Linked DNA regions of Homo sapiens: region 1 is linked to region 2. Evidence: chromatin loops called from intact Hi-C (ENCODE). Cell type or tissue: Caco-2. All regions are shown on one strand. Links, peaks and the distances in the headings refer to the core of each region. The heading gives the core; the rest is flanking DNA.

Evidence for each region. Hi-C counts contacts between places; a loop is a spot of excess contacts. Peaks named below come from ENCODE experiments on the same cell type or tissue, not always from the same donor. Only the 100,000 strongest peaks of a DNase experiment are listed, where the experiment ranks them.
Region 1: a loop joins it to region 2, with 21 times the contacts of the local background. A loop is called at or near these places in 1 of 110 quality-filtered maps.

What each region holds. Positions count from the first base shown.
Region 1 is chr1:167,295,332-167,300,719 of GRCh38, reverse strand. All of the region lies in intron 1 of POU2F1 (POU class 2 homeobox 1), which reads right to left. Among named protein-coding and RNA genes, the nearest start is that of POU2F1, 77 kb to the right of the region's middle. In Caco-2, for the core only: no CTCF peak of the experiment used is centred there; a DNase peak (open chromatin) is centred at 3,319.
Region 2 is chr1:167,181,591-167,186,978 of GRCh38, reverse strand. LINC01363 (long intergenic non-protein coding RNA 1363) reads left to right here. Exons shown (of 4, transcript NR_110811.1): 3 at 4,786-4,937. Among named protein-coding and RNA genes, the nearest start is that of LINC01363, 12 kb to the left of the region's middle. In Caco-2, for the core only: no CTCF peak of the experiment used is centred there; no DNase peak of the experiment used is centred there.

The sequences.
Region 1 (5,388 bases), core at 329-5,328, 110 kb before region 2:
AGGCCGAGGTGGGCGGATCACGAGGTCAAGAGATCGAGACCATCCTGGCCAACGTGGTGAAAACTCGTCTCCACTAAAAATACAAAAATTAGGTGGGCATGGTGGCGTGCACCTGTAGTCCCAGCTACTCGGGAGGCTGAGGCAGGAGAATCGCTTGAACCTGGGAGGCGGAGGTTGCAGTAAGCTGAGATCGCGCCACTACACTCTGGCCTGGCGACAGAGCAAGACTCCGTCTCAAAAAAATAAATAAAAAATAAGAGTTTTCACAATGGTAATTCTTTTTGTAAATTTTTAATTTTTATTTTAGATTCAGAGGGTACATATGTAGGTTTGCTACCTGGATATATTGCATGATACTGAAGTTTTGGCTTCTATTGAACCCATAACCCAAACAGTGAATACGGTACCTGATCTCTAATTTTTTAACCCTTGCTCTCCTTCCTCCTGACCGTTTTGGAGTCCCCAGTGTCTGCTGTTCCCATCTTTATATCCATGTGGTACCTACCCCATGTTTAGCTCCCACTTACAAGTGAGAAAATGTGGTATTTTGGTTTCTGTTTCTGCAATAACTCGCTTAGGGTAATAGCCTCCAGCTGTATCCATGTTGCTGCAAAGGACATGGTTTTGTTCTTTTTATGGTTGTGTAGTATTCCGTGGTATCTGTGTACCACACTTTCTTTATTCATCATTAATGGGCACCTTGGTTAATACCATGGCTTTGCTATTGTGAACAGTGCACAGTAGCTACTCTTAAAGGGCAGTACCCGGATCAGTATCATAGCATCACCTGGAAACTTATTAGAAATGCACTTTTTTGGCCCCTACCTCACACCTACTGTATCAGAACCTCTGGAGGTGGGGGCCCAACAATCTGGGTTTTAACAAACCCCTAGAAGACCCTGAACCACTGACTTACAGTGTCAAACTTCAGAGGAGGCAAATATGAAATAGAAAATGCAATGCTTTATCCCACTCTTTGGAACTAGGTGAGGAACAGCAGCAAAATAAAATGAAAAAAAAAAAACTCTGGTCTCCTGAATTGAGTCTGTTGGCTAATATCTCACCGTCTAAAAGATATGCAGAGATAAACAGTAGTTCAGTGTGTCTGTCATTCCTACACATGTAAAGCACCAAGCGAAAATCAAGTGTTTGTTTATAATCACTCAAGGACAGGAGGGTCCTTGCACGTAGAACATTCAATCCACTACCATTCATAATGTATTACTAATCACAATCAATCTCCAATCACTGATGTCTTCCCACACAGGGCAGCAAACCTAACCATTTATTCCTTTTAGAAGAATAATTTTTTCAACATATTAAATATGTATGTAAAGATGAGTATGAAGTTTGAGTCATACATTTTAACAACACTACTTGTAAGATTTTTTTAAAAAACATACAAGGATGCAGTTCTTCCTAGTAACTAACCACACTGCCTTCATATATACTACAAGATACACTTTTCATTTTATCCTTTAACCTCAGTATATCCAATCACAACTCCTTCCATATTTCTTTTCTTTCCATAATTCTTTTTTTTTTTTTTTTTTTTTGAGATGGCGTTTCACTCTTGTTGTCCAGGCTGGAGTGCAATGGTGCGATATCGGCTCACCATAACCTCCGCCTCCCAGGTTCAAGTGATTCTCCTGCCTCAGCTTCCCGAGAAGCTGGGATTACAGGCACCTGCCACCATGCCCAGCTAATTTTGTATTTTTAGTAGAGACGGAGTTTGCTCATGTTGGTCAGGCTGGTCTCGAACTCCCGACCTCAGGTGATCCGCCCGCCTTGGCCTCCCAAAGTGCTGGGATTACAGGCATGAGCCACCGTGCCCAGCCTTCCTTCCATAATTCTAATGGGCAGCACTTCGAAGAAACTGATGAGCTACTGACATTAAAGTGACCAGAGACACACAGATTTAATGAAGAAAAGCCACTGGGTAAACTGAACATGGCATATGCTGTTAAAATTAATGAATTCAAGCAAACTGAATAGTTTTTTGAAGCTCATAATTAAAAATAAATTGCTAAATGCCGTCAGTATTATACTCCCAAAAAATGGACTCTTAAAATTATATTTTGAATGAATCTGAAGACCAGCCACAATTAAAAAAAACGAAATACAAACCACCCCAGGAAATTCAAAGGGAAGTGTTTGTTTACTTATTCTCAGGATTTATTTTGTAATCTATTTTACGATAAGAAATATGATGAAATTTACTCAAAGGTCAGATTCTTGACTTTACATACAGAGCAGGAAACAGAAAAAAAATTTACATTTAACTTGTTTTCTTCTGCTTGCTATTATCTTAAATTAGAAAATGCTTGTATCATAGATACATTTTTACTTAAATGTTCAAGGAACATTTTTTATTAAAGAATAAATTCAAGTCTCTATTTCTAACTTTAATGTGTTTCCAGCATTTACTCTAGTCTTGGAAAAAGAAATGCAAAAGAAAAAAATCCTGGAGTCATCATTACTGTCTTATTCCATATCAAAGAAGCAATATGGACTAAAACAGGAAATGGATTCACAGGCTCCTCGTTCTTGCTCTATTTGTTTGTTTTTGTTGTTGTTGTTGTTGTTGTTTTTGGAGATGGAGTTTCACTCTTGTTGCCCAGGCTGGAATGTGATGGTTTGATCTCAGCTCACTGCAACCTCTGCCTCCCAGGTTCAAGCAATTCTCCTGCCTCAGCCTCCCAAGTAGTTGGGATTACAGGCTTGCACCACCACACCCAGCTAATTTTGTATTTTTTTTTTTTAGTAGAGACGGGGTTTCACCACATTGGTAAGGCTGGTCTTGAACTCCTGACCTCAAGTGATCCACCCACCTTGGCCTCTTGCTCTACTGGTTAAAAGTTAGTGTTCCTTAGGGTCCATCCTCAGCCCAATTCTCATTACACTAGTGATTGCCAAAGTATTTTCTTCCTGCCACTAGTGGGATAGAGCTGATTCAAAATTGTTGCTTCTGTTGGTTGTGACATTTGACTGAGGGCTTACATAGTAGTAGTACATGCTGGTTGCCATTCCAACTCTCTCTAGCTGAATAAGAGCAAGGACAAGGAAAGGGCCTGAATGATTAATCCCATCCCCCTAGCTAATGGCTTGCTCAGAAGTGAACTGCATTTCAAATTTTTATTCAATTCTGGGCAGTGAAATCAAGGACAGAGCTCCTGAACCTTTCTGATATAGTCTTACTTTTAATAGAGAATACTGAGACTACTCTCTTTTCTCTGGACATTATTAACAAGGAAGCATATTTCCCTGGCTGCTGCTGGCAGTTATTTTGCAACCATGAGGGTAAAGCAAAACACAGAAGTGCAGAGTCCAAACACAGCCCTGCCCTATTGTCCTTGAAGCTTCTGGTTTCTCAATCAGATTAGCCACGCAAACTCCTTTGTATTTCAGCCAGTTCCAATTGTCTGAAGCTGAAAGCAAACTACCAATAACAAATACGTTAAATTATTAAGAGTTATTAATTTGGTGTTCACAAGTTAGAGTTACCAGAGTTTACTAAGGATTATTTCAGTGTTCTGTGAAGACATGTGGCTGCCACATACTTTGCCAAAACTCTGCAAAACTCCTGTTGTATATGCACATTATGAACAAGTTGGAATTTCCAAAATTGGGTCTGGTTATTAGTGCAAAATCAATATTAAATTATGGTTTTTAATTTCAACCATTCTTTCCTGTCTTGCACATCAACTTAGTTATCTTAGTTATATAAGCATACCTGCACCATTTCTAGCCTATAATTTTAAAAAAATCAGTCTTCCCATACAGCATATAAACATATATAGCATATTTGCACCATTTCCAGCCTATAATTTTTAAAAATCAGCCTTCATGATACAAGTTTTTAAAGTGCAAACAGTCCCCGTATTTCACACTACAGTGCTTTGCATATAATTGGAAATATGCTGGATAGTTACAGATATGATCTGACTTTTACATATACCTATGGACATATATATGAACACAGGAAAAAGGACTTGTAGTTTCACACTAAATGGTTAACATTTACCATATACATTTCTATTTTTTGTTTCAATCTTTTTAATGGACACCGAGTTTTTGTAAATTTATTTTTATTAAAAGAATTTTAGCTGAATTCTTTACTTTCCTAATATATTTGGTTAGGTCCCCAGAATCTGACCAAACACTTTTCCTTTATTACCCAAATCTGTGTAAATAATGGAGTGCAACGCTGTGTAATCAGTTTTTATTATTTTATCACAAAGAACCTCTTGAAAGAAGTTTTTCTGCTTCAGACAATGAGGAGCTAAGATGAACCAGAGTCCTAAAAATAGGTCCAACAGAGAAAATGATAAAGATTAAAAACAAGTAAGAACCACTGTGGCAGGAATTACAATATTGATATTAAATATAAAGATGTGTTACAATATGAGAAAGTTCTAAGTTGTGATGAAGATGAAATAGACAAATATGAATGAAGATTTTTCAAATACTAAGCTCAGGTTGCTTAGAAGTAACATAAAACTGGATTCTTTCTGACCATCTCTCCATTTGGCCTGAGTTTAGCTCTCATTTTACCTGAATGCAAAAAGGCTCAATGGATGAACTCCAAAATGCTGCCCTTACTACTTTGAGTCTCCACCAATAATCTATTTCCTTCAGTAAAAATTCTTTGTCCAACTCACGACTTAACTGTACAGAAACTAAAAAAAAAAAAGTTTTCTACTTGTAATGCTTTTTAGACCAAATAAAAATTTTAAAGATTTTTACATATTAAAGCAGTTACTATACACCCTCCCTTTCTGAATTAAAAACAGCAGCTCCATAACACATCTATTCACAGACTCTTACTTTTTTCATGTTCAAAGTCACTCATCCTGCAATTACAACAAAAAATTTACAACGACCCTTAAGAGGTTCCCTATTCTCCCTGGTATAGAAGAAGGCCTTCTATGGCCCATTCACTTTACACTGGTTATGATAACACCAAGCAACCAACTTAGTAGAACATTAAGAGAAATCTTTTATTACAATTTAGCCTCTGAATCATGTTCATGGCTCCACAAAAATAACGGCTAAAATGTCTTTTAAAATTTCAATAGCTTTGGTTACATGGATGGATTATATAGTGGTGAATTCTGAGATTTTAATGCACCTGTCATCTGAATAGTGATGTTGTAACCATTATGTAGTTTTTTTATCTGGCACTCTCTTCCCACGTCTGTCTCCTATGTCTATTATATCACTGTATGCACTTGCATATTCATAGCTTAGTTCCCACTTATAAGTGAGAACATATAGTATTTGGTTTTCCATTCCTGAGTTACTTCACTTAGAATAATGGCCTGCAGCTCCAACCAAGTTGCTGCAAAAGACATTATTTTGTTCCTTTTTATGGCTGAGTAGTATTCC
Region 2 (5,388 bases), core at 229-5,228:
TTTGTGCTGCATAATCCCATGGTGAAGGGCAGAAGGCAGAAGGGCAAACAAGCGTGTAAGACAAAGAAAGGATGGGGGCCAGAATGTATCCTTTTATCAGGAACCCATTCCCACAATAACTAACTGCTCCTGTGATAATGACATTAATCCATTCCTAATCACTTCTTAATACCGTTACTCTGGCAATTAAATTTCCACATGAGTTTTTGAGACCATAGCACTCCCCAAAATTCATATGTTGAAATCCTAACCCATAATGTGATGGTTTCTGGAGATGGGACCTTTAGGAGGTAATTAGCTCACGAGGGTAGAGACCTCATGATAGAATTAGTGACCTTGTAAGAAAAGACATGAAAGAAATTCCTTCCTCTCTCTATTCTTTGCCATGTGAGAGAACCAGAAAGACAGCCCTCACCAGAAACCAACCATGCTGGCACCCTGGTCTCAGACATCCCAGCCTCCAGAACTGTGAGAAATAAATGTTTCTTGTTTGCACCACCCAGTCTGCAGTATTCTTGTTAGAGCAGCCTGAGCCAAGATAGATACAATAGAGATAGTGGCAAACTGGAGAGCACAGGCTCTGTGCCAAGGAGGTGGCCATCATTCAACTCCAGCCGATTGCTGTCACATGTAATCCCAGTTTGCCAGTTTTTCTGATATTTACAGAAGTCCAGAATTCATGTTTTCATATGAAATCTCAAAATAATTATTTTATATTTGAAAAAAATTCGTGTCGTCCAAAGCAAACACAGTTGCAGGCCATGTCTGCTGTAGCACACCAGTTTGCATTCTCTGGCTGCTCCAGCCAGTCTCTAGACTGTCCTTGTTGGAAACAAGGACAAGAAAGTATGGCAAACCAGGGGCTGAGGACGCTGTGTTTGGTACACGTGTCCAGGGAAGCGGAGACAGCCACATTGCAGATATAAAATAAAAGAGTGGTGATGACAAAAGCAGAGATTAAAAAACAACCAACCAACAAAAAACAAACTAAAAAGTGGTAGAAAGAGAGACCTGGGTCCTGACAGCATAGTTTTTATTCTAGTTTTTTCTTCTGGTATGTAGCTCTGGACCTTGGTTTCTGTAAGATAGCCATGTTTTCTTATTATTTATTTATTTATTTATTTATTTATTTGCTTTTTGAGATGGAGTCTCACTCTGTCACCAGGCTGGAGTGCAGTGGTGTGGTCTCGGCTCACTGCAACCTCCGCCTCCCAGGTTCAAGCAATTCTCCTGCCTCGGCCTCCCGGGTAGCTGGGACTACAGGTGCCCGCCACCATGCCTGGCTAATTTTTCTTTTTCCCCCCGAGATGGAGACTTGCTCTTGTCGCCCAGGCTGGAGTGCAGTGGTGCGATCTCGGTTCACTGCAACCTCCACCTCCCAGGTTCAAGCAATTCTCCTGCCTCCGCCTCCCGAGTAGCTGGGATTACACGTGCCTGCCACCACACCCAGCTAATTTTGGTAATTTTAGTAGAGACGGGGTTTCACCATGTTGGCCTCAAACTCCTGACCTCATGATCCGCCCACCTTGGCCTCCCAAAGTACCGAGATTATAGCCATGAGCCACTGCGCCCAGCCTCTTGTTTCCTTATAATAAATCACCTTTTTTTTTTTTGCTTAAACTTCTGTTACATACACACAGTCACTAATAAAGGTTGTGGGTGTTTGTTGTCTTCTTCCTAGTCAAAGGGTAGCATTGTTACTAAGCATTAGCATAACTACTATTGACTCTTCTGTGTGTCAGTGGGTTTGATATATATCAGTAGCAACATATGGTCTTGGCATGTGGTTTTGATTTATTGAAATGAACCAATGTTCACCTAAACCAGTGGTTTCCAGACCTGGCTGTGCATCAGAATCATCTGGAGAGCCTTGGGGGAAAATATACATCCTCTGGATGACCCCAGACCTGGACAATCAGAGACTTCTCAGGTGCAGCCTGGAGACCACATTACAAGCTCCCCAGGGGATTCTGATGCAGCCAGCCCAGCACCTGTCTGAGAATCAGAGTTTGGGAACCACCATGAGAGACCACCATCAGGGATGGGCCATGCCTGAGTTGGGGTTGGCAGTGTCAGGTAGAATCAGTTGCTTGGCTGTTGAAAAAGTATCTCTTCTTTACCAAGAAGTTGAAAAAGAAAAGGGGAAGAAAAAAATGATCTCAAACAGATACCAACTTCCAAATTAGATTATCCTATGTTATAGTCCAAAAGTTTCCCACCATGCCCCCATATCCTCTCTGGAATTGAGGTAGTAGGTTGGGAGTAAGAGACTCTGGAGCCTCTTGGTTAAATTCCATGTGGGAATTACAATTGTCTAATTTCCTTTTATTACATGGTGGTGAAGGAACATTACTGCTGAAAGAGCTGTCTATGAAGCTTCTTTGTAATATGACAGAAGTGCCCAGATGAGTGAGTGGACCCTCAGATCTTGGGGCTAATAACATTAAAGACAGTTGTAATCACAGCCCTCTTAACTTAAAACACTCCAAATACCTCATAAAGGCAGGAGCTTTAGATGGTAATGTGATTTCCAATACTTAAATAAGCATTGTATCTTCTAATATGCACTTCTGGAGTGTGTGAGCTGTTGCTCAGCCAGAGCAGGGGTCACTTAGTTGTAGATCTGGTTACTTTTTTGAAGCTGTTATTGTATATGCAGGCAAGACCTGAACTGGCCGAGCATGACTTCCACCATGCTCTGTTGATCAAAACAGCCAGGCTTTCCCTGATTTAAGGAGAAGAGAAATAAACCCCATCTCTTTACAGAAGGAATGTCAAAAAATTATTAGCCATCTTTAACCTGCCTCTTCAAGTTTCCTTTCATTAATGAGGTCATCTGTTTTGGTTACTGAGGGAAACTCAAAACTCTCGGGACCTAGATACCTGATAATGCTGAACAGCTACATTTTCCCATATATTTTATTATATGGGAATGGATGGCAATAGTTAACTATCAATAAACATTTATTGAGCACTCATGGTAGACGGAACTTTGTATTGTGATAACAATTATAGAAATCAATTTTGTAGTAACAATTGTAGAAATCACAATCTTGGTTTCAGTAAATATACTTGGGCTATACTGAATGTGAATGGGACACATCTAGAAGATAAGGTCAAGGACAATATGGTTCTAAGAACTGAGATGGGAATTTATCTCAGAACCGAGGTCTCTGTGGTGCTGTGAATCTCTGGTTCTTGGCCTCCTTGACTCTTGACTTCCTGATATGACACAAGAACATTGGACTTGGCTTGGCCTTCAAGGCTTATGTCCTCCTGGTTCCACCTTTTTGTTCTCCTGGTGTTTGATTTGCTGCTTTTTCCTGCTCTGTACCCTGAGGTCTCTGCCTCACTGCTCTTGACCAGCTTCTGACCAACACATTGCCTGAAGTCTGACTTGGGTCTATTTCTAGCTCCCGAGGCTCTACCTTGAGGCTCTGCTAAAAGTGTGCAACTGTTCTACACAGACATAGCTGATCTTAGCACACTTTCTCAAAACCTTGACTTACTGGAAGAGACTTAAGTGTCATCATACCAGTGATCTTTAATCTCCTTCATTTCATTGAAGTGGTCCCTGAGCCCATTGAAGAAAATTGAGCATAATTGGGCTGTGCTATTGGTGGAGGCAAGAACTTTGAGAAGAAGTAACAGGAAAAAGAAAGCTCTTTGGGCTAGTGATGTGTTAAAGAGTCTTCATCTATAAGCCATTATGATAGATGGTATTTCAGCTGGCTAAATACTTCAGTTTCCTTTCCATAGGAGGGTTGTGCATTGCCATTTCACTGAAGTCAGGTTTGGTCACAGGACTTACTTTGGCCAAAGAAATGTGAGTGAGGTCACCAAATGGCCCCTAGGGATCCTCTTCTTCAGGCATTCATGCCCTAGTGTAACCCCCTTCTACACTGAGTCAGGGATGGCCCTGTGGTCAATAGAGTATGGCAGGAGTGACAATATGTGATTTCAAAGATAAAGTTATACAAAGCTTCTGACTTCCCATTTAGGATCATTGGTCTGGGAAAGTCATGAACTATAGTATGAGGACACTAAAACAACTCCATGAAAAGACAAACATGGAGAGCAACTGAAGCCCCAGCCAGTAACCAGCAACAACTTGCCAGCCTTATGAATGAGCTACTTTGAAAGTAGATATTCCAGCCCTAGACAAGCCTTCAGATGAGGCAGCCTCAGCTACAATCTCATGAGAGATCTTGAACCAGAGCCATGCAGCCTGAATTCCTGACCCACAGAAACTGTGAGATAATAAATGACTACATTTTGAAGTGATTTGTTATACAGCAATAGGTAGCTAATACCATGAGTATAAGTAATATGTGTTGCTTCCCACAATGTGAAAACATTAAGAGCCAACTTGTGTTTTCCCAAGTTCTCTTTCACTTCTAAAATGATACCTGTTATGCTCCACGCAGAGATTGCTTTATGAATTTGGGTCCTAGAATAAAGGCAACATGGAGTGCAACCATAGCTGATCCTAGATGAATGTGGCGCATGAGCAAGAAATAAGTTTTTGTGGTTGTAAGTCCTTGAGATTTTGGGGTGGTCTACTACCACAGCATAACCTAGCCTATTTTGGCTAATATAGCTACAGATCATCCATATTCCAAGTTAAATTCAAATTGTATCTTTTTTTTAAAGATATGCATTAATGGGGGGATTACTGGAGGTAGAAGAGATATCTGATGTATATGTGGATAGTAACTGCAGGGAAGAGGGAACTAGAGATTCGACAGTCCTGTCCTGAGCATCCTGCCCTGTCCTCTCTTTCAGCAGGCCCTTGTGTCTGAGAATGACTGCTTCTGTGATCTGATGAGCACACGTGGTGTGCATCCAGTGGCTCTGCTCTTAAACTAGGCCCATGACTACCAACAGTCATTCTTCCTGGGCTGCTGAGACCAGAAAATAAAAGTGCCTTCCAAAGGGTGAGTGGGCATTGCTCAATGACTGCTAATAGCTATTCTACATGCTGGGTAACAGTTTTTGGATGAGTTAGAAAAAAATCCAGATTTTATTGACTTTATTGCTAATTATATCATCTTTGGAAAGGAACCACCTGGAGGAAGGGAGGAGAAAAGAGTTCAAACTCATCTGCAGAGTTGTATGTCTTTTCCCAGTTTAGGAGTCATTACTTACATAATCTCTTGAGAGAGTAGCCTGGAACACCATGTGTGGCATTTTTCTAATTAAGAGATGCAAGGTAGGGGAAAAGTATATGAGCATTACTCAAGGTATAACAGAGAGATACAAAACAGGGGAAAAGTATATGAGTGTTACTCAACTGAGTAACAACTGAGAGATACGAAATGGGAAAAATGTATGAGTGTTACTCAAGTACAACTGAGAGATACGAAATGGGAAAAGTATATGAGCGTT